Regions from separate parts of the Homo sapiens genome. Here region 1 is linked to region 2. A link is a loop called in an ENCODE intact Hi-C map of the cell type or tissue named here. Cell type or tissue: CD4-positive, alpha-beta T cell. All regions are shown on one strand. Each heading gives the region's core, and the rest is flanking DNA. Links, peaks and the distances in the headings are about the cores only.

The links. A loop is a pair of places that touch in the nucleus more often than their neighbours do. Peaks named below come from ENCODE experiments on the same cell type or tissue, not always from the same donor. Only the 100,000 strongest peaks of a DNase experiment are listed, where the experiment ranks them.
Region 1: it touches region 2 in a loop (5-fold over the local background); 3 of 110 quality-filtered maps call a loop at or near these places.

Annotation. Positions count from the first base shown.
Region 1 is chrX:103,204,193-103,219,657 of GRCh38, reverse strand. BEX4 (brain expressed X-linked 4) reads right to left here and starts at 4,550. Exons shown (of 3, transcript NM_001080425.4): 1 at 4,420-4,550; 2 at 3,894-3,976; 3 at 2,412-3,509. The coding sequence starts at 3,504. The coding sequence ends at 3,142. It also overlaps the pseudogene RPSAP59. RefSeq lists a cis regulatory region at 8,296-8,579. In CD4-positive, alpha-beta T cell, for the core only: CTCF peaks have their summits at 8,270 and 8,474 (motif pointing left); DNase peaks (open chromatin) are centred at 4,037, 4,567, 5,047 and 8,437; H3K4me3 peaks cover 958 bases; H3K27ac peaks cover 849 bases.
Region 2 is chrX:101,923,440-101,938,904 of GRCh38, reverse strand. ZMAT1 (zinc finger matrin-type 1) reads left to right here and starts at 6,878. Exons shown (of 6, transcript NM_001394560.1): 1 at 6,878-7,188. The coding sequence starts at 6,897. RefSeq lists an enhancer at 6,599-7,099. In CD4-positive, alpha-beta T cell, for the core only: no CTCF peak of the experiment used is centred there; a DNase peak (open chromatin) is centred at 6,804; H3K4me3 peaks cover 1,827 bases; H3K27ac peaks cover 1,456 bases.

The DNA of each region.
Region 1 (15,465 bases), core at 4,023-12,022, 1.3 Mb before region 2:
TCTCCTGACCTCGTGATCTGCCTGCCTCAGCCTCCCAAAGTGTTGGAATTACAGGCGTGAGCCACCACGCCCAGTCTGGGGTCTCTTTTATAAGGGTACTGATCCTATTCATGAGGACTCTGCCTTCATGACCTAATTCCCCCCAAAAAGCGCCACCTTCTAATACCATCACCTTGGGAATTAGGTTTTCAACATTTTAATTTTAGGAGGGACACAAATATTCGGTCCATAACACTGGCCTTTTTAAAGACTTCTTCAGTGATATCTCCAATTTCTGTAATATGAAGACAGCAGCATATGCTGCTGTGTAAGATTAGACTGACTCTCCTCTTCTCAGAGGTCTTGTCAGTCTTTCTCCTCTTAAGTTCTGGAAGATTTGCCAGGCATTAGTTGACAGGCATCCTTCCCAAGCTTTGCTCCAAAATCCATAAAAACATGCACATTTTCCTCAAGAAACTAAAATTTTACAAATATGAATGTATAAACCACTGATAGGGATGAATGTGTTAGCCCTTTTTCTTCACTCTTGGTTTATTTGCTTTTGTTGGTTTTTATAAAAGAGTCATTATACTTTCTTGCTAGTCTCTTTAGAGGCATTCACTGACATCTCTCTGTTGTCACCTTAAAAAGACAAAATGTATTGCCCACCAAGATCAAGGAAAGTTGACCCTCCCATGGGATGTATAAATGTGTTCGCTGTGATAGCTCTGTTCTTCTTCAGTCACCTGATCCAGCCCCCTCTAGCTTTTTCTAGAAAGTTCTCTCTTTACTCCTCCACCCTTGCAGCAACACAGAGGTAAGGGAGTTTTCTTCAGTTCTTCAATCACGCTCCTGATCATGTTCTGGTCACTGAACGTTATGTCCTCTAAAGTTTTGTGCTCGTCGCCTACCATCACAGAAACTCCCACGATAGGAGTCTTAATTTAGTTCTCCTTCAACCAATTACATTGTGACCCCGTTCCCTGACCTTTACCATTTCCAGCAAATTCTGTTCTTATCATCCCACTCTCCCAGAAACACCAAGGAGACAGGGCTCATTTTGGTACTTCAAAAAACCATATTCTGAACCCAAGCATTGACACTTTTATTTCTTCCAGAAAGTCTGTCCTTATTCCTCATTCTCCCCCAAAAACCCCAGTGAGGAGGCTTCAGCTTTCTTTCAACTAATCATGTTCTGATCTCACACCCCCACAGCTAGCTTTTTTTGTGAGGGAGGTAGATTGAGGCTACTTTGGGAAATCCACAATTGGTCTTTGCCAGAAGGCATAGTACTCATTTTCAGAGGAACCAAAAGATCATTCATGGACTCTACTCAGTCAACTAGCCTTTTTGAAGTGCCTGAGTTCACCACTGTGCATTTTCAAATCAGACTCTATATCATCCTCTTCCTCTAGACAGGTGAAAGATCACTCCAGCTCCAAAATTATCTGAGGCAGAGTTTCCCTTAAATGTGGTTCTCAGTTGAACATGCAGGAATTCTGATGACTAAATAGTGTGAAGTTCATATAAAGTGATTTTTGCATAAGTTGTATATGCTTTTCCATTTACACTGATTGGCAATCAGTACATAATGCAAAAATTTCCAAATAATTCTTTGTGGAGGCAATGTGGTGAGAAGACAAGCACCCTGAAGCACCAAGGCTGTGGTCACAGCTTTCACTAATTGGCTGTATGACCTTAGGAAAAATCGCTTTCTTAACAATTCTTCACTTGTGAAACCAAGTTTGCACCAAATAAGTGATTTTCATTCTTTTTTCACTGTGATCTAGTTAGAAATACATCATAAAGGTGGCAATATTTACTACATAGAACACATTATTTTCTCCAAAACAATTCTTAACACTACTCACGGGTGATAGGATGACTTTTGTTCTCTTTTTAAAAAATTGCTTGTTGTAACCCACAAAACTGATTTCAAGAGCCATAGAGTGGCAATCCTAACTTTGAACAACACTAGAGGATCTTACTTTTTTTATCCCTCAATATTCTAAAAATTAAAGTGTACTTGAGATGTAGAAAAACAGTGTATAGAAAAACAGCCCCATTCTTGCTGAGTCTCTTTTACCATCCTCAGCTTGTCATCAAGTTACAAAAGTCAAATATTCTGCATCTCCAGATGATAAGGTCCAATAGAAAATGGCCCAGGCTGGATTCCCCCACCCCCAAGATATTCAGCAGGAGTTAGCCTTGGTACTTAACATCTCTAAGCCCCAGTGACCTCATCTGTAAAAGTGGGATAACAATACAGATTTTATAGGTTGTTCTAAGAATAAAATGAGATCCTGGATGTGAAACTGCTGACAGGGGTGATGAATTCTGAGTTCCTCAGGCTGTGACCTTCAGGCATGTTTTGCTTTGCACAGTGAATAACTTTGCCACTGTCCCTACCACTCCTATAATCATCAGTCTTATTTTAAGGTCTCATACTTTTCTTTTTTAATTACTTGCCCATCAAAGTCAGATTTATCTTGATATTGTTTATTGTTTACGGTTATGACACATTATATATATACACACACACACATATGTATATAGTTACGTACACACACACCAATGGCACTGATTTTGGTACACATCAGAATTACTTAAGAGAGTTTGTTAAAAATGGAGATTCTGGAGCCCCACTCTGTGAGTCTGGACGATAGGTCCTACATTTTTAAATGCCCCTGCCTGCCCCCAAGGTGTTTTTATACAGATGGTAGACTCACTCTGAAAAACACTAGAACATACATTCTTAAAATATCAAACATTGAATTCTGGGTATGATCATTCTTTTTTGGTCAGGGACAAGAAAAAAACTGTCAAAGACAACTGAGATTTTGAGTCCAGGTAGCCGGAGGAGGAAAAGTAATACTTACAAAAATAAGGACTGGAATGAAAAAGGAAGATGATGGAATACAGACTGCTTTTTGAACTGCTTTATGCATTTCATATTATGAAAAGAGTATTTTTCCTAAAATAGGTGAATTGCCATGCTGACCGTAACTTTTAGGCTGAGACAAAACAATATTCAATTAGAATTCTAATTTCCATTAGAAACTGGTAAGTGTAAACCCCAAAAGGCTTACAGAAAAAGTAAATCACAAAAATACAAGCTTGTAAAGCAGTGTTCACATTAACCTCAGCGAAAACTTTTAGGATTCAAGGTATGAGGCAAAAGTCATAATGGTTGTCAGGTTCAGGAGTTTGGAAGCGCATATAGTGCCTCATCTGCTGTTCCCTAGTCTTTCTCTTGATTTCCATCATCTGCCCTACAAACCTTTCTACATCATCTCTCGCTTCATTGTGCTCAATATGCCTATTAGGTATGGCCCATCGAAAATTAGGGACAAGTCGCCTAACTCGCCCCCGCCTGATATTTCCTCCAGGCTTCTGGCCTTCACCCCCTCCCAAATGGCGGGATTCTTCTTCATTCTGCGTGGGGGCCTGCTCCCCTCCTTCGTTTTCTTGTTGGGCATTTTCCCCGTTGAGATTGTTTGCCGCTAGTTCCTCTTTGGACTCCATTACTCCTAGGAGACAAGAGAGAGAAAATGGGCTGAATTCTTGGTGGACTGATAAGCACTGAGGACAGAGGCCCTACTAGGCACCTTTTAAAATTCAGAGCCCTGGACTTGACTTTATACTCTAACATTTCATTTTTTTCCACCTGAGAAGCCAGTATGCCCTGTGGGGTGCCCTCAATCCGAGCCCCTCCCTTCCGCAAAGCCCACCATTTTCCCTGTAGATCCATCTCCAGGCTTCCGCAGGCAGCAAAATGGAGGACGAGGATGGCGTGTGGGAAGGGGAGGGTTGCATGGGGTAGAGGGGGGCGAGGGTGAAGGCATGGATTAGGGTCTCAGACTGGGCTTTCCTCACGTTCCGGCCCCCGCCTCACCACCGACCCTCGCACCGACCTGGGCCTATCCTTGCAGTCTCCTCCTCCGGATTCTTGACGCGAGGTGCGCCGCCGCGACACTTAGCCCCGCAGACCTGCAGACTGCCGGGGTGGGGGAAGTGGGGGCTGCTGCAGCAGAACGCTAGCTAGGAACTACCGCCATCCGGCCCCTCCCCCGCCCCGCCCCGAGGCCCTGGCCCTGGCCCTGGCCCTGGCCCTCCTCGCCACCCTCGCCCCCCGCCTCAGCCGCCCCGCCCCGCAAGCTGACCACCATTTTCTGCACCAAGAAGTGCGGGGCAGGGGTGTCGGAAAAGCTTGCGCTGATGGCGTAGGCAGGTGTTTCCGAAGGGTCGTAGCCCCAGGACCGCCGGCTCCCTCCGGGCCGGGCACCTCTCCGCTCAAGGAAGGCTCGCGGGCCCGCCGCGGGGCCCGGGGGCTGCATCGCGGACCGATTGCTTCTCCGCACGGCTCCCCCGGGGTGGGCATCCGCAGGCCGGAGCCACTCCCTCACACCAACCCCAGGGACCCCCCGCCGGGTTCCTTACCTGCTCCCCCTCCGCTTCCTAATTTCGGGGCCGCCCCTGGCCCACACGTCCTCAGGGCCACCGGGAGCAGGTACCACCGCCGAGAATGGAACGAGCCACGACGGCTCTGACGCCAGAGCGAGACAACACTCAGTGTTGGCCGGTCACGTGGGGCTGTTGTCATCGCCAACGGCTCCGCCCCCGTCCCACGCCCCCTCCTGCAGCCCGGAGTCAGGCGGGGCTTTCGGGTCAGCCCCTATCCTCATCCGGAGTCTCTTTTAGTATCTCCAGACTGGCCGGCCCTTCCACTCTCCTGTCTTTGTGTATTCTTGGGACTTCCTCTGCCTCCCCAAGAGGGAAGCTGTCTTCTCAGGGAGCTGTTGGCCATTCCCACTTCTGTGGGGACTTGCCTCTCCCTGTCCTGGGCTCCCAGGATTTTCCCCACATCTCCCAACCAGGACGCGGGCGCAGAATTTAAAGGGGTGCAAAATTCCTCAGCAGTCAAGAAAAATAACATTTTAATGCAACATTTTAAAAAACAATTATTGCAAGAAAATTTATGATGAGCAAGATGTCAAAAATTTAAATAAAGAGAGCATCAGTCCCGCCCACCCCAATGGCAAACTGTGGTACTTGTTACCAATGCTCATCCTTTTCTCCACACCAGAACGTTTGGGGGGGGACAGGAAATGAGTCAAGGACAGTGGATTTTTTTTCTAATTCTTCTTAATACCTTTCTGTTCTGTTCCTTTTTTTGGGGGGTGGGGCAGAGTCTCGCTCTGTCGCCCAGGCTGGAGTGCAGTGGCGCGATCTCGGCTCACTGCAAGCTCCGCCTCCCGGGCTCACGCCATTCTCCTGCCTCAGCCTCCCGAGTAGCTGGGACTACAGGCGCCCGCCACCACGCCCGGCTAATTTTTTGTATTTTTAGTAGAGACGGGGTTTCACCGTGTTAGCCAGGATGGTCTGGATTTCCTGACCTCGTGATCCGCCCGCCTCGGCCTCCCAAAGTGCTGGGATTACAGGCGTGAGCGCCCGGCCCCTTTTTTGTTTAAGAAACAGTCTTTATAGTTTAACTTTATCTTAACTTTAATGGAAAATTTCGAACATTTGGAAAAATGGAATAGTATAATGCAAACCCCATGTACTAGTCCTCACTCAGATTCCACAGTTAACAACTCATGGCCAATCTTATTTCGTCTTTATCTTACCCGCTTCCCAACCTTAAAATTATTTCTGAAGCAAATTCTAGACATAATATCACTTTAGGCATAAATATTTCAAAGTATGTATCTACAAGATAAGGGTTTTCTTCTTTTTAGCATATAACCACAATACTGTTGTCACATTTAATAATTCACAATTCCTTAATATCATTTTATGTCTAATCTGTGTTCAAATACCCAATTGTATTATAGTTTTTTTTAACAGTTTGTTTGAATCAAGATACAAATAAGATATGCGCATTTTGATTGGTTGCCAAATTTCCTAAATTTCTTTTAATCTGTGGGTTTTCATTTTTTAATTTTTTCTTTAATTATTGATGAAATAGTCATTTGTTCTGTATTTTCCTACAGTCTGGATCTCAGTGGTGTCATTAACACATTATCTCTTTACTCTGTGGTTCCTATAAGATGGTAACTAATTCTAGAAAAGCATCCTGGAATTTGGGTTCAATTTCAATTCAAGTTTGTCCAAGGGAAAGCAAAGACTCTTTCTGTTTTCCTCTTTTTGGGATTTTAGCTGAAATATTTCTATAAAGAGACCCTTCCTATTTTAGGTCGGGCTCCCTAGAAGCAGAACTTGGAACAGAGATCCTTATGAATGTAGTTTCTTGTAATGCTCTCTCAGGTTAAAGGAAGTAAAGGCAGCAGGACAGGGCTGGGGAGCAGGGCAGTGATGAAGAATGGGGTTTAACTAGAGATTAAGTTTAGTTAATCGCACCTGAAAACTCTGAAGCACACACAAGTCATCCCACGTTGACAGTAAGTCACTGGCTTTTTGTAGCTCAGCGTCAGTCACAGATCAAAGTCTGTAGGTGGAGCAGAGCATAGTCTCTGGAGCAAGGTGGCTCCCATTTGGCAGAGAACAATTCCCTGGAGAAGAGGTAAAATGTGAGTTGTATGGCTCAGGCCTGTAATCCCAGCAATTTGGGGGGCTGAGGTAGGAGGATTGCTTGAGCCCAGGAGTTTGAGACCAGCCTGGGCAACATAGGGAGAACCCCATCTCCATACACACACACACACACACACACACACACACACGCATACACACACACAAATTTAGCTGGGTGTGGTGGCACGCAACTTTGGTCCCGCCTACTTGAGAAGCTAAGGAGGGAGAATTGCTTGAGCCCGGGAGGTCAAGGCTACAGTGAGCTATGACAGCACCACTGCACTCCAGCCTGGACAACAGAGTGAGACCTTGTCCCCTCACTCCTCCCGAAAAAAGATGTAAGTTGTTATCAGCCAACACACACAGCCAGGGAAGGTTTCATAGGTATATGACTTGTGCTGTGGCACAGGGCCCTGATGTCAGAAGAGTTCTACTCCTGGTTTAATGCTCTGCTGTCGTGTTGAAAGTTTTACTGATTTTATTTCTGAATACCGTCAGGCATAGATGTGTCTACAGGTTATCTAAACTGTATTCAGAAACAAGTCCAGTTGGCTTACAGGTGCCTCCAACTTTTGTGTCTCCTTCCTTCTCCCCTAGGTACTTCCATGTTTACTGCATACTGCTGTCCCTTCTACTGGCCTTTTCCCTTCTGCTGACCTAATATGCCAAAGCCCCATTGATTTATCTGGGCTTTTTGTTGAGCCAGAGACCCACTCTGTCCCTAACAAAGTGGATAAAGGTTAGGTGTGGTGGCTCACGCCTATAATCCCAGCACTTTGGGAGGCCGAGGCAGGTCTCTCTGAAAAAAAAAAAAAAAAAAGGTGTGCATAAAACCTCTTTCTTTATTTTATACTTACAGGTACTGTGAGATACACATATTCATCTGTGGTTTTTGGCTCATAATTCCCATAGCCTTTGTTATTTCCTAAGTGGCTAGAACAATCAGCATATCTTTGATTAAAGTATTTGGCCTTTTGTTTCGGAACAGCTTCAGAACCATAAACATAAAAGACTGTCTTTCTTGGCCGGGCGCAGTGGCTCACACCTGTAATCCCAGCACTTTGGGAGGCTGAGGCGGGTGGATCATGAGGTCAGGAGATCGAGACCATCCTGGCTAACACGGTGAAAACCCATCTCTACTAAAAGTACAAAAAATTAGCTGGGTGTAGTGGCAGGCGCCTGTAGTCCCAGCTACTTGGGAGGCTGAGGCAGGAGAATGACGTGAACCCGAAAGGCAGAGCTTGCAGTGAGGCGAGATCGCACCACTGCATTCTAGCCTGGGCGACACAGCAAAACTGTCTCAAAAAAAAAAAAAAGACTGTCTTTCCGTGTATGTTGGGGCTCTTTCAGGCTTCAGAAGCAGGCCTCAAAAGACAGAATTTCTCTCCCTGACCTTCTCTTGCTCTCCTTTCACCTACTCCTTTTTTCTCTCCAAGGCAGACCACATAAACTAAAAATATACTCTAGTTTTCCCCTGCCTTTCTGTCTTGGAGGTGGCCATAAGTAAATTCTCCGATTTACCTTGTCTGACTGTAGGTCATAATGATGCAGGAATGGGAAGCTCCCGTATTTGGGGCTTAGCCAGGGAGGCTTCTTGGCTTCACCCCGAAAAATAAATCAAGGGTGAGCTAGTGGTGTTGGGCAACAACCTGTTTTTGAACAGTACTGCTCTTTGTGGAGCAGGGCTAAATCAAAGGCAGTGCACCCAGAATCAGCAACATATGAGCTCTTGGCAACTATATTTATACTCACTTATTCCCACTTTCAATTACACACAAATTAGGGAGTGGGTTAATGCAAATTGAAGGGTAGGTTATTTAGAACTTTCTAGGAAAGGAGCAGTAACTTCTGGGCCATTGCCATGGCATTTTGTAAACTGTGGCACTGGGTGGGAGCGTCTTATACTAATGAGCAATGAGAGCAGCTAGAGATCGCTTTTGTCGCCATCTGCTGGTTTTTGCGTTTCTTCACTTTAATCTGTCAGGACCAGGGAAATAAATCCTGTGGGTCTCTACCTCAATAAGACCCCAATTCAGAAGGGGTCCTCCCCCATACCCAGGATGAAGAAATGCTGCACAGAGAGGCCAAGAAGAATCTGAATAGTCAGGCCTTGCTGGGTTTCCCTACTCAGTCTAATAGTGTTAGATTATACCCTTTTTGTTCAATCACATTTTTACATGGTTGTCCATGATAGCCCTGCCTATCTAATGACATCTTGATAAAAGGCCCAAGGGGATGGGACACAGAGAGCCTCTGGACAGGTAAACTCATGGAGGCCTGCAAGAAGGTAAACAAGAACTCATCAGCTTGCCGGGAGGGCAGTACACCCCAACTCCACAGGAACGAGAGCTCCGGTGCTCGGGACACTTTCAGACCTTGCCCTATGTATCTCTTCATCTGGTTGCTTACCTGTATCTTTTAAAATATTCTTCATAATAAGCCAGTACACACGTGTCCCTGAGTTTTGTGAGCCACTCTAGCAAATTAATGAAGCCTGAATAAGGGGTTTTGGGAATCTTAACCTGAAGCCGGTTGGTCAGAAGTTCCAGAGGCCGAGACTTGCCACTGGTGTCTGAAGCGGGGACAGTCTTATGGGACAGAGACTGCAACTTGTGGGATCTAATGCTATCTCCAGGTAGGTAACATCAGAATTGAATTGGGTTAGAGGATGCCCAGATGGTGTCCACTGCAGAGAAAAAACAGGGTTATTTTTGTTTTGTTTTGCTTTGTTTTGTTTTGTTTTTTAACACACTAGATGAGTACCGCCTTAATGTTGTTTGGGCCCTGATGTCAAACAGAAGTTTTAGGACAGTAGTCCTTTCTGCTGAGTGTGTGTGAGTGTGTGTATATCCGTGTCCGTCTCTACCGGATTTACCCAGTGGGAACTGAGCATGCCATGTTGACTCAGAATTGCCCAACTCTTGCTCCCCACAGGTGAGGAATATGATATGTCTTCTGGACTGGAGACTACTAAAATGCCTGCTAAAAACATATGCAAATTAAATAGAGAAAAATAATTTAGGCTGAAGCTGGTGTGTTCTTCCCCAACTCCTTCCAGGCTCACTCTTACCTGAAACAGTGAAAATATCGTACAAATTCTTGTTTTTCTTTATTTTTTCATAAGGTTCAAAGTATAAATTCTTAAGTACTGATTAGAGAGTTATCAGTCTTGAATTATGCTACAATGTAAATCATTTCTAGATACTATGCCTTAAAATTCCAGTAGAAATTATAAGATGTTACCTACAATTCAACATCTGATATCATTTTGGGGTTTTAGCACTTTTATTTAGATATAATTCCATATTAAAAATTCACCATTTTATAAAAAAATTAGCCTAGCATGGGGGTGCATGCCTGCTACTCGGTAGGCTGAGGGAGGAAAATCGCTTGAACCTGGGAAGCAGAGGTTGCAGTGAGCCGAGATCGCACCACTGCACTCCAGCCTGGGCAAAAGAGCGAGACTCCATCTCAAAAAAAAAAAAAAAAAAAAAAAAAAAAGGAAAGAAAAAAAGAAAAGAAAAAAGAAAAATCACCATTTTAAAGTGTGCAATTCAGGGCCGGGTGTGGTGGCTCATGCCTGTAATCCCAGCACTCTGGGAGGCTGAGGTGGGCGAATCACTTGAGGTCAGGATTCTAGACCAGCCTGATCAATATGGTGAAACCCTGTCTTTACCAAAAAATACAAAAATTAGCCAGGCATGGTGGTACACGCCTCTAGTCCCAGCTCCTGGGGAGGCTGAGGCAGGAGAATCGCTTGAACCTGGGAGGCAGAGGCTGCAGTGAGCCGAGATCACTCCTCTGCACTCCAGTCTGGGTGACAGAGTGAGACTCCATCTCAAAAATAAATAAATAAATAAATATGAAAAATAAAATAAAATACACGAAGCAAAAACTAATAGACCTGAAAATAGGAATAGATGAATCCACTGTTATAGTTGAAAATTTGAAAAGCCCTCTATCAGTAATAGACAGATCCAGCAGGGAAAAAATCAATAAGGACATGGTTGAACTCAGCAGCACCATCAATCAGCTGGATCTAATTGGCATTGTAGAATACTTCACCCAACAACAGTAGAATATGCATTCTACTCAAGCTCATATGGAATATTTATGAATATAGACCACATTCTGAGTTATAAAACATACTATAACAAGTTTAAAAGAATAGAAAACATACAGAGTATGCTGTCGGTCTTCAGCGGAATTAAACTAGAAATTAATACAGAAAGATAGCTGAAAAACCCCAATATACTTGGCAATTAAACAACATATTTCTAAGTAACACACAAGTCAAAGAAGTCTCAAAAGAAATTTTAAGATATTTGAATTAAATTAATATGAAAATACAACTTACTGAAATTTGCAGAATGCAGTAAAAGCAATGCCTAGAAGGAAATTTATAGCATTGAACATATATATTAGAATACAGAAAAGATCTAAAGTCAATAATCTATGCCTTCACCCTAGAAAAATAAGAGCAAATTAGATCTAAAAGAAAGTGAGCAAAAGAAAAGAAACAATAAAAATTACAGCAGAAATTAATGAAATTGGAAATAGAAAATTGATGGAGAATTTTCAGCAATGAAACCAAAATCAAATACAACATTGCATAAAAAGAATCACATGCTCTGACCAGACGAGATTTATTCAAGATGTGCAAGACTGGTTCAACATTCGAAAATCGATAAATGTAATTCATCACATCAACAAGCCAAAGAAGAAAAATCATATAATCCTATCAATAGATGCAGAAAAAGCATATGACAAAAATCTAACACCCACTAATAATAAAAACTCATAAAACTATTACCTTAGGGGAATTCCACAATTTGATAAAGAACATCTACCCAAAAACCTATAACATCACACTTAATGATGAGAGACTAGCTGCTTTTCCTCTAATATCAAGGCAAAGATCAAGGAACAAGGCAAAGATGCCCCCTCTCATTTCTCTTATTCAATGCCTTACTGTCCTAGCCAATGCAATAAGACAAAACAGGAAATACAGATAAACAAATTGGAAAGGAAGAAATAAAGCTGTCATTTTTCACAGATTGTGTGATTATCTATATAGTTAATTCCAAAGAATCAACAACAACAACAACAAACTCTTGGAGCCATTACATGATAATAACAATGTTCCAAGATACAATGTTAATATATAAAAGTCAATTGCTTTCTTATATACCAGCAATAAATGATTGAAATTTGAAACTGAAAACATAATATTATTCATATTAGCAGCAAAAAATCAAATACTTAGGTATAAATTTATCAAAATGTGTAAATTTAAAAAAATTTGAATAAATATGGCCAGGCATGATGGCTCATACCTGTAATCCCAGCACTTTGGGAGGCTGAGGTGGCAGGAGGATTGCTTGAGTCCAGGAGTTCCATGCCAGCCCGGGCAACATATCGAGACCTCATCTCTACAAAAAAAAAATTAGCCAGGTGTGCTGTTACATGCCTGCAGTCCTCAGCTATTCAGGAGGCTAAGGCAGGAGAATTGCTTGAACGCAAGAGGTTGAGGTGCAGTGAGCCATGATCACACCACTGCCTTCCAGCCTGGGTGACAGAGAAAGACCCCATCTCAAAAAAAAAAAAAAAAGAAACTAAGTTGGTATTACCTCAAACTTGATTATTATAAAGTTAATATGATCATTGTAATAGCCACGGTAATGACTGGGAGAAAAACTAAAAAAATACAGAAAAATAAATGAGAAAATCATCAAAATGATACACTAGAAGAAATAAATCACAAAAGAAATTAATAATAGTGGAACAAAAAAGTATAAGAAATATAAAACAAATTTGAAAATATAAAACAAATAGCAAAATGGCAGAACTAAGTCCTTTCTTATCAGTAATTACTCTAAATATAAATGGATGAAATTCTTCGATTAGAAGGTGGAGATTGGAAGAATGAATAAAAATACATAATCCAACTATGTGCTGTCCACAAGAAACTTGCTTTAGATTCCAAGGCATAAATTAGTTGAAAGTGAAATGATGGGAAAAAATATTCTTTGCAAATAGTAACCAAAAAGAGGTGGGAAGGCTATACTACTGTGAGGCAAAATAGACTCAAAAATTGTTATAACAGATGAAGACAGACATTATGTATTTATAAAAGGGTCAAAACATCAAGAATATGTAAACAGTTGTCTTTCTGCACTACCCAGAAAGGGATCTATACAGTGTTGTTCTGGATTCGTGTCATAACTTAAAGGGAAACTTTCACAACGTCTGGAGCCCTTGGTGTCCTGTAAATGAAGGAGGAGGTCCTCAAATTCCTTTCAGTAGGAACCTATGGTGGCAACAACCTTGACTCCAAATAGAGCAGTATGCCTACAAAAGGAAAAGTGATGGCATCGGCATCATACATCTAATCAGTATGCCATCACTTTTCCTTGAGAAGGACCTGGGAGAAGCTTCTGGTGGCAGTTCATGCCATTGTTGCCAGTGAAAACCCTGCTGATGTCAGTGTCATATCCTCTAGGAATACTGGCCAGCAGGCTATGCTGAAGTTTGCTGCTGCCAGTGTAGCCACTCCTATTTCTGGCCACTTCACTCCTGGAAACTTCACTAACCAGATCCAAGCAGCCTTCCAGGAACCATGTCTTCTGGTGGTTATCAATCCCAAGGCTGACCACCAGGCTCTGACGGAGGCATCTTACATAAATCTGCCCACAATTGCTCTGTGTAACAGATTCTTCTCTGTGCTATGTTTACATTGACATGCAATGCAACAACAAGAGCTCTCACTTGGTGGGTCTGATATGGTGGAGGCTGACTCAGGAAGTTCTGTGCATGCATGGCACCATCTTCTGTGAAATCCCAAGGAAGGTCATGCTGATCTCTATTTCTACAGAGATCCTGAAATGATTGAAAAGGAAGAGCACAAGCTGCTGCTGAAAAAGCTGTGATCAAGGAGAAATTAATGGACTGCTTCCGTTCTGAGTTCAGTGCCACTCAACCTGAGGTTGCAGACCAGTTTGAAGGCATACAGGTGCCCTCTGTGCCTATTCAGAAATTCCCCACTGAAGACTGGCCCACAGCCTGCCTCTGAAGACTGCTTTGCAACTCCCGCTGTTCAGGCCACTGAATGGGTAAGAACAACCACTACGTGGTCTTAAGCTGTTCTTTCACAGGCTCTTAAGCAAAATGAAAATAAAGTTGATGGAAAGTAAACATTAGTTTCTAAAAAGAATATGTAACAATTATAAAATATATGCTCCTAACAACAGATCCCAAAAATACGTGAAGCAAAAACTGACTGAATTGAAGGGAGAAATAGACAGTTCTACTCTCTAATAATAGTTGGAGATTTTAATTCCCCATAATCAATAATTAATAGAACCACTAGAGAGAAGGTCAGTAAGGAAATAGAGGATTTAAACAACACCATAAACCAACTATACCTATCAGATATCTACAGAACCCTCCATCCAACAACAAATACACATTCTCCTCAAGTTAAATGGAGCATTCTCTAGGATAGATCATATGTTAGACCAAAAGACAGGTCTCAATAATTTTTTTTTTTCTGAGATGATGTCCCGCTCTGTTGCCCAGGCTGGAGTGCAGTGGCATGATCTCGGCTCACTGCAACCTCCACCTCCCGGGTTCATGCCATTCTCCTGCCTCAGCCTCCCGAGTAGCTGGGACTACAGGTGCCCACCACCACGGGTGGCTAATTTTGTTTTTGTATTTTTAGTAGAGACAGGGTTTCACCGTGTTAGCCAGGATGGTCTTGACCTCCTGACCTCGTGATCTGCCTGCCTCAGCCTCCCAAACTGCTGGGATTACAGGTGTGAGCCACCACACCCAGCCTTCAATACATTTTTAAAATATTGAAATCATACAAAATATCTTCTCCAACCATGATGGAATGAAAGTAGAATTCAATAACAAAAAGAAAACTGGAAAATGCACAAATATATAGAAATTAAGCATCATACTTTAATCAATGGGTCAAAGAAGAAATTACAGGTGGAATTAGATAATATGTTGAGATGGATTAAAACAAAAGCACAACATACCAAAACATACAGGGTGCAGCAAAAACAGTGCTCAGTGTGAAATTTAAAGCTGAAAATGCCCACATTAAAAAAGAAGAATATAAAATCAATAACCTAACTTTATACCTCGCAAAACTAGGAAGAGAAGGCCAAGCTAAATGCAAAGCTAGGAAAAGGATGGAAATAATAAAGATTAGAACAAAAATAAATAAAACAGTGAATAGTGAAACAACAGAATTAATAAAATCAAAAGCATGTTCTGTGAAAGAACAACATAACTGACAATCTTTCAGCTAGATTGAGCAAGAAGAAAGTGAAAACTCCCAAATTACTAAAATCAGAAAAGAAAGTGGGGGTGTTACCACATACTTCCAGAAGGATTATAAGAGAGTGCTATGAAAATTGTATATCAACAAATTAGATAACTTAGATAAAATAGACAAATTTTTTGAAACACACAAACTACCAAAAAAAAAAAAAAAACTCAAGAAGAAATAGAAAATCAGAACAGATTTATAACAAGTAAAGAAATTTGGCCAGGTGCAGTGGCTCACGCCTGTAATCCCAGCACTTTGGGAGGCCAAAGCGGGTGGATTACGAGGTCAGGAGATCGAGACCATCCTGGCTAACACGGTGAAACCCCTTCTGTACTAAAAATATAAAAAATTAGCCTGGCATGGTGGCAAGCGCCTGTAGTCCCAGCTACTCGGGAGGCTGAGGCAGGAGAATGACATGAACCTGGGAAGCGGAGCTTGCAGTGAGCTGAGATCGTGCCACTGCACTCCAGCCTGGGTGCAACAGAGCGAGACTCTGTCTCAAAAAAAAAAAATTTTTTTTAAATCAGTAATCAACAGCTTTCCAAGAAAAAAAAGCCCTGAACCAACAGCTTCCCAATAAAAAAAAGCCCTGAACCAAATGTCTTCACTGGAGA
Region 2 (15,465 bases), core at 3,257-11,256:
GTTCACTCTCCTCCTCTATATAATCTCTCTGGACTAGTGAATTAAATGGGAAAATGATAGACATCACTACCCTTACATCATTTAATTCATTAAGAGTGGCACAAATTTCTGCCACTCCCCACAGGATTTTTATTTACTTATTTATTTATGTATTTATTTTTGACATGGAGTCTCACTCTGTCACTCAGGCTGGAGTGCAGTGGTGCAAACTCCACACACTGCAACCTCCAGCTCCCTAGTTCAAGCGATTCTCCTGCCTCATCCTCCTGAGTAGCTGGGGCTAGAGGTGTGTGCCACCACACTCGGTTTTTTTTTGTTTGTTTGTTTTTTGGTATTTTTAGTAGAGACGGGGTTTCCCCATGTTGGCCAGGCTGGTCTTGAACTCCTGACCTTAGGTGATCTGCCCACCTTAGCCTCCCAAAGTGTTGGGATTACAGGCATGAGCCACCACACCTGGCCCACACAGGATTTTTTATGGTTGTTTTATTTATTGTTCTGGCTGGAATAGTAGCAGCTCTGAAGCTGCTACTACTGAATTTCCCCAGAATGATAGCTTTCTCCTCACAGGCTAAGGAACAAATGTGGAGATTCTATCATCTGTCATGTATATCCATTCTAATTATATATTTGTGGATCAGGGAAACGACAAGCAGATTAGTCTGTGGGTTCATTAGAATGACAGTGAACCGGACCTGAGCAGACTCAGTAGAAACACAGTGAGGGCCTCCAATAGAGGGCCATGATGATGCTTCAGGTCTTCAGGCATCTAGTTGGCATAGGGTCAGCTAGAACCCTATGTCCAAAGGCCTAAAAAATGTATAAATAATTTCCCTCAGTGTACAGTTAGCTAAGTAAATGGTCATAGGTCCCTTTGGGGAAGGACTATCAGAATCATTACTATATAAACTTGCTATAAAGTTGCAAGGTTTTCCCTTCTTGGAACCTCATTTCTGTGCTATCCCTGGAGGCTGAAAAGACACAATACTCAGGGGAGTAGGTCTATTGGATTGAGCACTAAAGTGAGAGTCAGCAGATGTGTATCCCATAATCAGAGCCATCAGTCTTTGCAGCACCTAAAGTAGGCCACTCTCTCTCTTATCATACTCAGGACTCAGTAAATGCCAACTGTTATAATTAGTTAAGTATACTGTGGTGCTTTTGAGTAGTTTTGGAATACGAGGCCCGGTAAAAATGTTCAGACCCTCACCCAAACACTCCTGGAATAGAGTTATTTTAAAATCATTCTTTCCTGAAGAAAAGACTTGTGGTGAGTGGCTCTGTTGAAGAAGAGTTCAAACACCTAGATTTGGTTTAAGTACACACACACACACACACACATGCACACACACACACACACACCATATATCATCAAGCTAAATTCTCAGCCTCTTCCCTTAGCACAAAATTTCACATTCTATAATTGTCTTAAATTCTTTCAGAATGCCTACCTGAAATACACCCTTTATCAATAACAAAAAAATTGGCTACAATGACATTTATTCTGATGTTCTTTACATCCAGAAGATGATTATTAGCTAGGTTTAGGATCAGTCTTAAATTTTAAAAATCTAATATACACTATTACATGTCAAATTACTTTTATTTATCTTCATTGTCACTTGAATGCGGGGAACAGTTTTTATCCAAAAGAACAACTCTAGACACCACCTGGAAGGAAAGTTGATGCCTTTTAAAGCAAGACCTGCATGGCGATATAAAGAGGATGAATAACATAAAATATAAAAATCAGAGATCAGAAAGGCACATGAAACAAAGGAAAATGGAGTGATGAAATCGTTCACCGACTCCATACTCCACAGAATGATTAAGTGACCAATGTCTAACTACATTCTTCCTTTAACCAATTATAAAGAAGCTTAGGTTAAAGGAAGACACTTCCCTATGGTTAAAGTCAAACAGTGAGAATGTTCTGGAACTTTCTAGATGTTTACATAGAAAGGAAACATTAAGAGTGATTCTGGCATAGATCTGGATACGAAATCACATGCTAGGATATTTCCTTCAGACCCTCTCTAGGCTGACAACATGTGCGTGTGTCTGTGATGAGGGTAGGGAGCAGAGAACAAGAATGAGAATATATGAAAGTGTACACTATGAGACAAATACATTAGGCATACACAGATCTATTTTTATAAAAGTTCTGTATAACTTCTTTTTCATTTAAATATATGTATGTATATACATTTGACAACATTTCATATCAATAAAGATAAATTTCTATAACTTCCATTCCCTACCAGGTACATCCTGTACTATTGTAATTTTATCTATCACTATTAATCCTGAAACAATGGGGAAATATATGCATTAATTAGCATATAGTTTCATCTTAAGCCTGACTTACCACAGGCTATCTACTCATAGTATTTTCATATATACTTTCCAGATATATTTTATGTGTGTTTATATATAATTCCAAGGCTATATGTTCATATGTGCAAATACATTTTTGTTCAAAATTGAGTCACATTATACATACTGCTATTGTCTGAATGTTCCCCAAAATTCATATGTTGAAACTTAATTGTCAATGTAATAGTGTTAAGTGGTAGTGCCTTTGGGAGGTGATTATTTGTATATCTCAATGTATCTTTTTATTTGTCTTTAATTTTAGTATTGTTAAACAACTTTGGATGTTTGCCATTGCTTCTCACTTTTGAATCATTTGTTAATAAAATTAAACATTACTATTATACCTAGTCAGATTCATGCCTATGTCAGTCATATTACTTATATGCTATTAAATTCTGTTTGGATTATTTCTCCCATTTTCTGATGCCTTTAAATGTATTGTGTTTGTTGATAATGGCTTTTCAATTTCCCCATATTATTCCAAATGAGGTATTTTATATTTCACTGCAAATATAGTGAAATGACCACTGGTATGCTTTTTGTTTTTTGCTGATTTCTCACATATGCAAAAATATTCTCTCATTTCTTTTTAGCACCTCTACCCCTACCTTACACGCAACTTCCCTCCCCTAATCCCACCCTTGTTTCCTTTCTATGATTTGGGGGATTGGTAGTTGAAATTCATTTCAATTAATACAGTCTCCTCCCTGTGGGTCAATGATATAAACAGACCATTTTAATCAATAAGTAAAGAACCATGGAGAAGTTATTTACACTCATGAGACTGAGTTTTGCGTTTTTAAATGGAATTAATGAGCCCAATATAACATCACTTTTGTGAGAAGACTGGGAAATTCTAGGAAACATCTGGCCCATAGCAGGCTTTCCTTAATTGCTACTCTGTGCTATATTCCACCTCCTCTTTCCTGTGAGATAAATTACATTGGCATTCACTTAATAACATTACTGTCATTGAGAGCAATGATAAGTATAAGAGGAGGGAAAGGGAAGTGTGTGCTTATTGTCACAGTGCATGACTGAGGTTTGGTGGCATTTTCATGTTATGGCATGTCACCAAATGCAGCTGAAGGATGGGGAGAAAATTAACTAATAATTTTATTTTATTTTGTGCATTATCCTACCACTTCTTTTTACTGTTAAAGTGGCAGAGACAGAATTTTCCGTGGATCCTAAGAAGGACAAAGTAATTCCATAATTTAATATATATTTGTTGACTGATATAGTTGTTACTGTCAGACAGAGGTCAGGGAACTGCAGAAAACCACTGCTAATCTCACAGATCCTCCAAAGCCTTTGAGTACAAGACTTACAGAAGAATGCTAGGGTCTGAAAAAAAATTTGTTTTATATCTGCCAGATTCCACATAAAGAACAGTTTTTATTTCCTTTCTATTTAAAAAATATCATACAAATACATAGCATTGGTGATACCTAAACCATATTCAGAATCCTGCTGGCAAGAAGTTTAGGAAATGTAATTCACAGGATTCCAGCTTCTGCAACAAAGGAGAGAACATAGACGAGGATGAAAAAGCTTCCAACTGCCAGATGACCTTATCTGCGTAAGTCTCCTGGATTTTACTTCTTTAACCTTTCTGATTCTTTTAAGTACCTGATATTCTACATTAAATATTTTCTGTTTGAAATACCTAGTGTAGTTTCTTTTTTGCTGACTGAATCTTGAGTGATGCCCACTCCTCCAGAGATTCTGAATGAATATTTCTTACCTAAGTGGATTGTGATTCATATTTCAAAAAACAATGTTTTTGAGAGATCCCTCCATATCAGAAGGAATAAAATCACACCCCATTTGTATGCTTGCCTTGTCCTACTAGCTACTTGAGCAGATTATTTCTTGTGTCTGGCCTATCCAGTAATTTCCTTAACGAGTAAAATTTGATCTAACTTACATAAGGACAAGGTAGAAGTCTAGAGAAGCTACCCATTGACTCAGGTAATCTTGGGTAAATTATTGAACCACAAAAAACAACATAAAGATAAGTGTTTAAAAGCCCAGAACTCCAAGTCTCTCTAACTGGTTATTCAGCTCTAGCCAACTGTAGCCATTCAGGAATGCACAGCCAGTACTGCCAAATCTTCATGTTGTTAAGAGACTTTTATTTTGCATGAAATACCCCTTTCAAATGTTGATGAGGTCATGAATAAACAATTGTGTACGTAGAAGAAAACATATCATAAGCCAGATCTAGGGACTTAGAGACCTGGGCCTAGGGATCCCTGCCTTTCAACTTCTGTCCTAGGACTTTACTGGGCTGGAGCATGAGTCATGGAAAATAAGACGCTGTCTTTTGTCTCAAATGGTCCCAGGTTCTTGAGAAGTACAAAGTATATAATTCATTACAATAAAAATACACACCAGATATAGATGTAGCACAGAAGAAGGTGAAATTAACTCTAAGGAGAGACAGAACAGGTTACTTGGTGAGGTGATGTGTTGTCTGGGTTTCTAAGGGTGTATAGGATTTCATTAGGCAAGTGCCTAATGTGGGGGAAAAGGTGTTTCAGGAAGAGAGAAGAACATATATAGTAACATTACATCATGAAATAACATGGTCTTCACAGGAATCTTTTTTTTTTTTTGAGATGGAGTCTCGCTTTGTCGCCCAGGCTGGAGTGCAGTGGCACAATCTCGACTTACTGCAAGCTCTGCCTCCCAGGTTCAAGCCATTCTCCTGCCTCAGCCTCCTGAGTAGCTGGGACTACAGGCGCCCCCCACCATGCCCAGCTAATTTTTTTGTATTTTTAGTAGAGACAGGGTTTCATTGTGTTAGCCAGGATGGTCTCGATCTCCTGACCTCGTGATCCACCCGCCTCGGCCTCCCAAAGTGCTGGGATTACAGGCGTGAACCACCGCGCCTGGCGGTCTTCACAGGAATCTAAGAAGATTTAGGGATTGCTAAATCAAAGTAAAAGCAGAGGGGAGAGATGGGGACAGTGGAAAGAGATGAGGTCAAAGAGGTGAATGGGGAGACTAACAGGGCAAAACTGTGTCTTTTGACTTTGTCCAATAAGCACTGGACAGCCAGTGACGACTGGCAACAACTTGGTAATAGATTGGAGGGATTGAGATCAGAGGAAAGAAGACCAGTGGGGTGGATGCCATACGTCTGACCATATATCATGAGGACTTGAAATACAGCAACGGATCTAAGACTGGAAAGGAGAGAATACTTAAGGGAGACTTGCACAAAGGCACCAGGAGGTGTGCCCATCAATAAGGAAAAGGGTGAGATATCCTACAGCATCGACAGTGCATAACTACAGCTACAAGCAACAACATAGATGAATCTTAGAATGTTACGTGAAAGAAACAAGTCCCAGGCCAAGCATGGTGGCTCCTTCCTGTAATCCCAGCTACTCCAGAGGCTGAGGTAAGAGTATTGCTTGAGGGAAAAAAAAGCAGAAACAAGTCCCAGAATGCTACCTAGAAAAAGATATAAATATTTGTGAAAATTGAAAACAATCAAAACTAAACAACACTATTTAGGCACATATCTATGTGATAAGAATATATGTTAAAATGCAAAGAAATAATAAATATAAATCAGGATATTGGTCTCTTTGAGAGGAGAGGTTGGGGGGACAAGATGAGATTTAAGTGATCAGTAATATTCTAGTACTTCTATTGGGTGCTGAATTCACAGGAAGTTATTGTAATTAAGATGGGCAGATCGATAGATAGGCAGTCCTTTAAGAGGCCACGGAAACAATGTGTCAGAATGAAAGCTTCTGTTCTATTCTCTGTACTAAGTGCTTTAAGAAAGCCAGGGGCCGGGCGTGGTGGCTCACGCCTGTAATCCCAGCACTTTGGGAGGCCGAGACAGGTGGATCATGAGGTCAGGAATTCAAGACTAGCCTGGCTAACATAGTGAAACCCCATCTCTACTAAAAATACAAAAATTAGCTGGGCATGGTGGCACATGCCTGTAATCCCAGCTACTCGGGACACTGAGGCAAAATTGCTTGAACCAGGACCCGGGAGGCAGAGGTAGCAGTGAGTGAGATCGCACCACTGCACTCCAGCCTGGGCTACAGGGCGAGACTCTCCCTCAAAAAAAAAAAAAAAAAAAAAAAAAAAGAAAGAGAAAAAAAAAGCCAGGTGAAGATATATTTCAGAGATATTTTGGAGGTGAGATCAATAGTTTCCAGACATTTTTTCCTCTTAAATTGGTTTTAGATTAGATCTCCAAAGAAGCCTCACTGTGCGAGGCCCACGTGCTTTCACATCCCGCGCTTTTTGCCCTTTGCCCTTGGCCGTCGTTGCTTCCCCTCCAAAGGGAGGTGGGGTGACGCAAGGCAGTGGGGGAGGGGGAAACGGCCGGCGGGCTTAAAGCTCTCCGATTGGTGGACTGAGGAGCGAGAACGAGGCTCGAGCTGAAGCGTTAAAAAGAGGAACAAAGGGGGTGGGGCTAACGGAAGGCGGGGCTAAAGGAGCTTAACGGAATCGAGACGCAAGTGCAATTGTCCGCGCGCCTCGCTGCGATGGCGGCGGCGCCGAGCACAGTCACCCCGCTGGCGGCGGAGTCTTCCCCTCAGGAAGCTACCGTCTCTGCCGCCTCCTCCTCCTCCTACACCGCCTGCGCGGCAGCGGCGGCGGCGGCGGCGGCGGCGGCAGTAATTGTTCCTGCCTCCTCCGCCACCTCCGCCCCTGCCTGCCCGCCTGCCGGTGGCTGTGGCGACGGCGGCGGCGGCGGCTTTGGCGGCTCCACTATGGCGGCGGCGGGGAGGGGGGGCAGTAGTTTTAAAGTAGACACCCGCCCTTGCCTCAGAGAAGGTGAGTTCCCGTCCCGGGGTGCGGGGGCGGCCCCATCTCCTTCGCTGCCTCTCTTCAGCCCGTCCGAGATTGGGCTGGGCGCGGTTCGCCACTGCCCCACCCCCACCTGCCGTGGCGCAGTAAAGGCCAAGCTCGCCCCGCCCCGCCCCGCCGTATTAGCCCCGAGTGTGCAAGATGGACTGAAGCAGAGAGGGCCTTCCCTACCTCTCCCACCTGTAAAGGATGGGGGCCCCCAGGCAAAAGAATTGCAGGTACTCATGAGGCAGGAGTTTGAAGGGAAAAAAAAATACCACATAATTTCTCTCCCAGCCAGGACACCTTAGTGTGCTGTAGGAAGCTGAGGTGTGATTTGGAAGAGAGAGGAGGCAAGATAGAAGTGCTGTGGGCCAAGAGGGTCAAGGATAAGGGAACGGGGACCGATGGAGAAAGGGGCGGAGATAAAAGAGGAAATACCGAAGAAATAAGGGGGAGTAAACCCCCTTTGGTGTTCAACGTCCTGCAGTGTAGAAACTAGAAGTAGAATATTTACAGAGAGATGGCGTTAGAAATTTGGGCAGGTTACAAGTGTATACTTGAGCTTTAAAGTAGGATCTGTCGGATTTTAGGAAGGTAAGGTCTGGTGGAGGGGACTCTACTAGGGAAAGAGAGGAAGAGAGTGTGGCAGAAGTACAGATTTCAGGAATCACTTTGGAGAGTTTTCTTTGGCTATTTGAGGATGTGACCTAGTAAAGCAAGATTTACAGGTCCATCTTTAAGGTGGTTTGGCTTTAATAAGTTCTGTTGTACCTACCAACACATATTACTCCTAACATAAAAAGATATTTCTTGACTGTATCAATATAAGCGGTATTCACACAAAGTTCTGTATACTTGTAAACAGCCTACTAATAGCAAACTGTAAAATTTGCCATTGAAATGTGTTTTAAAGCAGTTTGGGAAATGTTCTTAGCTGGTGGAGACCATTCCACTGCAGAGCATCCCAGTAAAGCATTTTGCCATGTAAATTTCGTAATTAATTTCCAGAATTTGCTGTGTTACCTTATGTTGCTAACTTGCCTCCAAAGTGAAAGATTGTGGACACCAAAATAGAGGAAAGTAAGTTCCTTTTTCTTAGGAAGATACTCCATTAAAATTATCGCATAAAAATAATCTCTTCTTCACATTCTTAAATGATATATCCCTGTGTGCTATTCCATAACCTTTCACACCTTTCACTTTGGAGGAATGGCAAAGTAGAAAAAAAATCCCTTACAATATTTGTATAGGCACATTACATAAATGCCACTTATTAAATATGGAAGTTAGAAGTACACTGTAATGTTTTATTTATCAACTCTCTTACTAAAGTCAACCTTTGAAAGACTCCATTTAGTGTCTTCAATCAGCCTTAATGGATGGAAACATGAAATCTGGATTTTAAAAATTTATATCAACCTTTATGTCCATAACCAGCTAGTAGGCAAGAGCAGTTTTATAGGCATCAAGATCACAATTCAATTTGGCTCTCATCGTCTGTTCACAGTAAGGTTTAAGACCAGTATCTCGTGGAAAAAAAAATATGGCTTTTTGCCTGGAGATGCAACTGGTTTGTTTGCAGTATCTTTTAATATATGCAAATATTAAAGGCTTTCAGAGAGCTAATTTCATAAAGTAGGAGCAATACCTTACTTATGTTATTGCTGTAGGCAGTAAAATGAGGAGCACCCTGGCATAGGAGTGTGATGCAGTTAACATAGGTTCACCTGCTAATTAATTCACTGGACTTTGTGACCCTGAACAGGCCCCATGCCCTCTCGATTTGGGTTTTGACATTTTTGAAATAAGGGAGTAAAACTCCCCACACTCCGAGGGTTGATTTCAGATCTGAAAGTATCAACCATGATTTTGCTGTTCTGATTGATAGTCTTTCCATCACATTTCCATGGCTGTGCACTAGAACAATAACTCATAAATCGTAAGAAACCTTTTCTGATAGTTATCACCTGACATTCAATGAATAATGAGATCTATGTTGAGTTAGTGTTGAGACAATTTACTAGCATATGAAAAACCAAATATAATTGTTAACCTAAAAATTCTCTCTTACCATTTCATTTTAGCTATATATCCTTCATTCACTATTCAGTCCAAACTAAAATTCTCTCACCTTTTCACTTAACAAATGGCAAACATTTTATATATTGCACTGTTCGAAACACTATTAGGCCTCAAAATATTTGTGTGTCTCTCTCTCTCTCTCTCTCTCTCTCTCTCTGTGTGTATATATATATATATATATATATATATATATATAATCTCTCTCTATATATAGAATATATATATATATGCCATAAATGGTTGTCAATTATGATGGCAGATAAAGGAGAAGAAAGGAAAATGTTACTTGGTGGTGTGCCAATATCTTTTGCTTGTTTAAGTCCTAGTTAAAGAGATTGCCCTAAAAGATGTCAAAGAATTGTCAAGATTCAGTTATTGCAAATCCACTCCTTATAGGATCATTAAAAGTGGTTTGGAAAAGCATTTGCTGATCCATTTTGAACTGTAGCTGTTATTCTTGAGGATTTCATCTGTCTTGGGGTGGATAATGAACAAATGTCAATGGAGATTAGAAACTAGCAAACGGAATATTAGAAGCTTTCAAAGATTACAAATGGGACATTGAGCAGTAAACCTAGAAATAGAACAAAGAAAGAAAAGAAATGCCATCTGAAAAGACACATATACACTCAGAATTCACAGTAAAGGGAATTATGAGATTTTGTAGGACACTTCATATTTCATTTTTCAAAAATGTTTAATGGCTCAAAAATGAATTTTCACCCAGGAATAATGTTCTGATATATTCATAGTAAAAAAAAAATTGCTTATTTACCTCTTCCTTTTAAGAAAAAATATATCAAATTTATCCTGTTTTAGATTGGAAGACCTTCTGGCTTTTTATTTAGCTATTAATCCGTTTGTGTAGCAATGCCCTAACAAGACTATCATTTGTCTCCATATTATTCAGTAAAGTTTCAAGTCAAATGATAGTAAGACCACCATAAGAAAATCTAGTGGGTAGGCTGGGCGCGGAGGCTCACGCCTGTAATCCCAACACTTTGGAAGGCGGAGGCGGGCAGATCGCGAGGTCAGGAGATGGAGACCATCCTGGCTAACACGGTGAAACCCTGTCTGTACTAAAAATACAAAAAATTAGCCGGGCGTGGTGGCACATGCCTATAGTCACAGCTGCTCAGGAGGCTGAGGCAGAAGAATCACTTGAACCTGGGAGTGGGAGGTTGCAGTGACCGGAGATAGTGCCACTGCACTCCAGTCTGGGCAACAGAGCGATGCCCCATCTCAAACAAAAAAAGAAAGAAAAAGAAAATCTAGTGGGTAACCTTTCATGTATTCAGGAATCATTTATTGAACACTTCTATGTGTGTGTGCCAGGCACTATGCTTAGTGTTAAGGATATACGGACAAATTAAACACAGCTATACTAAACAACTCAATAATAGTGCTTGATAGTAAAATTATAAAATATTTAAATAAGGGAAGGAATGCAGTTTTAAATGTTACTAGTCAGAATCCTGAGCCACAGGACCATTCCATTGTTTATTATAAATCTGTACTCTGTAGCTCATAGTATTTTATATACTACAGGCACAGTGAAGCAAATTATACTGTAAATCTAATGGTGTGACGGAAGAATAGTAAACTGTTACAGAATTAGTTTTTAATTATCTGCATTTGGCAGGTGGAGATATCTGGAGAGAGGTAAATTATTATTTGTTCGTTTGTGATCCTCTCTATTAGATTTCAGTGTGTGAAAATACTAACTAAGCTTGTTGTAAAGACTAACTTAAGCATACCCCCTACTATATTTATTACATATCAGTTAGGATAAAAACTTTGATTCTTTCTCATCTGAAACCAGCCTTGCAGATTCATTCACATTTACTAACCTGTTGGAATGAATGCCATGTATTTGGTGGCTTTCTGATGCAAAGTAGCTGTCATGGGATCAGGTGTGTTAATGGATTTACACAGTACCTTAATTCAGTTTCTGACTTCACAAGCATGAACCCTGAGCTGGCTAGCTACAAAGTGCTTATGATTATGAAGGTAAAGGACTTGGTTTAAATAAAGACAATGTAAATGTTAAACATATAACTAGTACTCCCAATTATTTTGTTAATTCTGTTGTAATATGTAATTGTTAACATGCCATGGGAAACCCTTCATTATTTCTTTGATTGTGATAACTGTGTAAAGTAGCTAAAACTTGGCAAACTCATAAGTCAGGTGGTAGTCTTATAAACTGAAAAACTAAGGACACTAGATAGCATTATAGCTGTGAGTGGTCATCATGCTGAGAGGTACAGATCTGCATTTCTACCACAGCTATTATTCATGAAAATTCCTTAAACAGAGTGTGACCTTTAGGGGAAAAAGAGTTAAAACATTTTGTGTAGGTTAACTCAGTTCCCCAGTCTCCTATAACTTAGTGCTGTGCTCTGCTCATTCTTTTCTAAGATTGTGATGGTGTTAAAAGATTGCAAAGGTCAAGTCAGTTTTTTTTAATTCTATTTAATCAAGAATGCTTGAGGGAGTTTAAAAGTGTAATCATGGAAAATATAGCACATGTGCTCTTTGCACAATTAAAATGATTATTTCTCAGATTTTGTAATGCCTGACTTGAAATCTGTGACTGAGAATGAGATTTATGTTTATGATATTGCAGCCAGTCCTGAAGTTTGCTCCATTTTTGTTACTTTATTAAAATAGGGTATACAACGAATCCTTTATAATGCTAGATGTTTTTGCATCAAGATCAGTTGGCCTGTGAACTTCCCACTTCAGCAAAGCATTAAAACATCTAATAGCAAGTTTTTCCCATAAACATCTGACGGGTTATCCTGAGGAGGAAATTTGGGGTTTTGTGCAACTCAACCTAATTGTCATTTAACAAATGCAAGTGAGATTCACTTTATTAAATATAGCCAGTTATATCTAAAATAGAGTCACCTAATTTGAATAGCTTAAACTTGGGGGTTAACAAAGAACATTTAATTGGAATGAACAGAGAATTCTCTTGCCCGGAACTGAAGAAATATGGTAATTTTCTGGTTCCTTTCCTCAGAGATCCTGCATGGTTTACAATTCCATAAGCATGGGTGGACCAAATTCATTATTCTCACTCAAGCCATAAATGTTTTATTTTTGTCATAAAAATGCATTTCATCTTAAATTGCCTGTTGTTATGTAGTAGCATTAATTAGAAAATTTCAAATATGATAATTTGGATTTCACACTCAGCTGCACTTTTGAATGCAGAAGTTAATGTTACTTTACTTTCACATAATAGTGCTGCTATTTGGAGTAGGCACAATCCAACAAAAGTAGCTAAAAAGTAAGTTTCTGTCAAGTCAATCTCTTTGCTTTTTATATCATTGAAGGCAGATATTCTGGTACAAACTGAATTGAGTATTTTATATCAACATAAGGAATTTTAGTAATGCCCAAGTCCATAGAATGTGAGCTATTAGTACTCCTAATTGCATCTTACTGACTTAAGAACATCCCTCTATTACTATTGTCTCTTCCCAGACTACTAGAATTTTTTGATAGACCAAATCCACCTGAGTCTAGAATCATGTTTTACAGTTTACCTCCCTCAATTCTTTAATTCCTATTACCTCTCTGGGCCTTAGCTTCCTCCTTTATGAAATGAGGACATTGGATTGGTTCTAAACTGGAGGCAGTTTTGCCTCACGGGATATTTGACGTTGTCTGGAGATATTTTTGGTTGTCACAACTATGGAATGCTACCGGCATCTGATTGGCAGAGGCCAAAGATGCTGCCAAATATCCTATAATGCGTAGGACAGGCTCCTCACCACAATCAGTTATCCAGCCCAAAGTGACAATAGTGCCGAGTTTCAGAAACCATGAACTAGATGACCTCTAAAATAACTCTGGTCTAAATAAAATGATTATGTATAATATTAAGTAAAAAATGCAAAGCTTCTGGATTAGTGAACAAGCATACTTTATCAAGTGCCTACATGTGTTGAACATTTTAAAAATTATTTCATTTAACATTCACCAAATCCTAGAATTAAAAATTACACATTGTATTTCTGTACCTTTTAGGTGAAATAAAAAACGGTCCATAGTGGTTACATAATTTGCTGAAGGCTATATAGTTGTGGGTAAAGATGGGATTTGAATCTGTTTGACCAACTCAGAATCTTATTTATTTTTTTCCAACATCCCAGTACTGTAGGTCATAGTTTTTCTCCCCATTACAAATTATTATGAAAGATTTATTTTCTTAGGTCATGAAAACATTTCTTGTAAGAGGGAAATGAAGAGGTAAAACACTCTTATTTATAGAAAATTGGAGTTTATTCATTTCTCCCACCAAATGCTGAAGCCACACTTAAATGTAATCAAATACATTACTGGAATATATGAGCTCTCTGATCAGATCCCATTTATAATTTGTCACAAAACTACCATTTCATTTCAAATAACCATCATAAATGTTATTCAGAAGTGGATTGTTTATGTCATGGTAGCAAAACAACCATCACTTGCTCATGCAGTTTCCTCTGAGCAGCAGGTTGACTCTGCAGGGCAGCTGTCCTTCATGCAGTGATTCAGATGCTTTTATCTTTTATTTTTTTCAATATTTTATTTTATGTTTTATTGTAAAATATGCACACCATAAACTTTGCCATTTTAAGTGTGAAATTCAGTGGCATTAACTACATTTACATTGCCAAGCAAGCTTCACCACTGTCCATCTCCAGAACTTTTTCATCATCCCAAATTGAAACTCTGTACGTATAGGTCATAGTTTTGTTATATGACCATATTTCTCCACTCTGAAGAACTTTCTGATGTATTTATGGAAAGTAATATATATTTAAAAGTCATGCTTAATTTGTTAACAGTTGGCAACTTGAATAGTTTCTTATTACCACAAAGCACAGCATTGCAAAGCAATTTTACCCTCTTATACCCTGAGTATAAATGGGACCATCTAGTAAACATTGGTCTTATCTTTTCCACATCTTATTATTTTTAAACCCTTACTTCATTATCAGATATAGGTTATCTTCCCATTTTGAACCTAGGTTTTGATAGTACTTTCTTATTCCCCATTGCTTTTGTTTCATGTTAAAATGGAAATAAATGATATCAGCATCAGAAATTCCTGTATATTTTAAAGATGGTATATTCCACTTCATACTTGAGAGCATGCCTTTGTGTCATTAAGATCTCAATACCAAGTTTCACTAAAGTAGGCTCCTTGGCCGGGCACGGTGGCTCACGCCTGTAATCCCAGCACTTTGGGAGGCCGAGATGAGTGGATCACCTGTGGTCAAGAGTTCGAGACCAGCCTGGCCAACATGGTGAAACCCCATCTCTACTAAAATTACAAAAATTAGCCGGGCACAGTGGTACATGCCTGTAATCCTGGCTACTTGGGAGGCTGAGGCAGGAGAATCACTTGAACTCGGGAGGCAGAGGTTGCAGTGAGCCAAGATCTCACCACTGCACTCCAGCCTGGGCAGCAGAGTGAGACTTCATCTCAAAAAACAAAAAAAAACTTGCTCCTCTATCCTTATCTCTTTTCCAAGTTTATAGTAGCATAAAAAAATTCAAATGTACCAGGGAATGAAGAACAGTTGAAAAATTCTAGGCTAGAAATATTGAAAAAATATGCCTAAAATTAACCAGGAAGTATTTACCATACCATTTTCAAAGACATGTATTTTTTCCAGATGAGACTTGAAATCATACTTCACAATATTTAGTATGTTGTCATTTGATATTCTAATGTGTAATCTGTTTATATTTTTAACCCTAGCTCTCCTAATTTCTTTCTTAATTAGATTGAAAGATAAAAGACCATCTGCCATGAATTTTGTACATTTATCATTGGGGAAAACTCAACTGTTGTACCTAAATCATAACCAAAATACTAATTTTGCAGAAAAATTTCTTTTTAACTCTAGTTGCAATTATTAAAATATTACACTTGGTAATAGAAATGCCTCATAGATCTTTACAAAGAGATATTTTGGAGAGAACCAGCTTTAGGGTTAGGACATAGACAAGAAAATAAAGATAATGGAAGATTAAGAGAAGAAATATTGGGACCCTTTGATTTTTTAGGCCCTTAAAGGTTTGTGTTAACTGTATAGCTGCTTAAAACTTTAAATCATCTTCTGTGCTTCGTATTTGGAAGCAGCTAGGTGTTTGGGTCCTCTGTAAGTACCC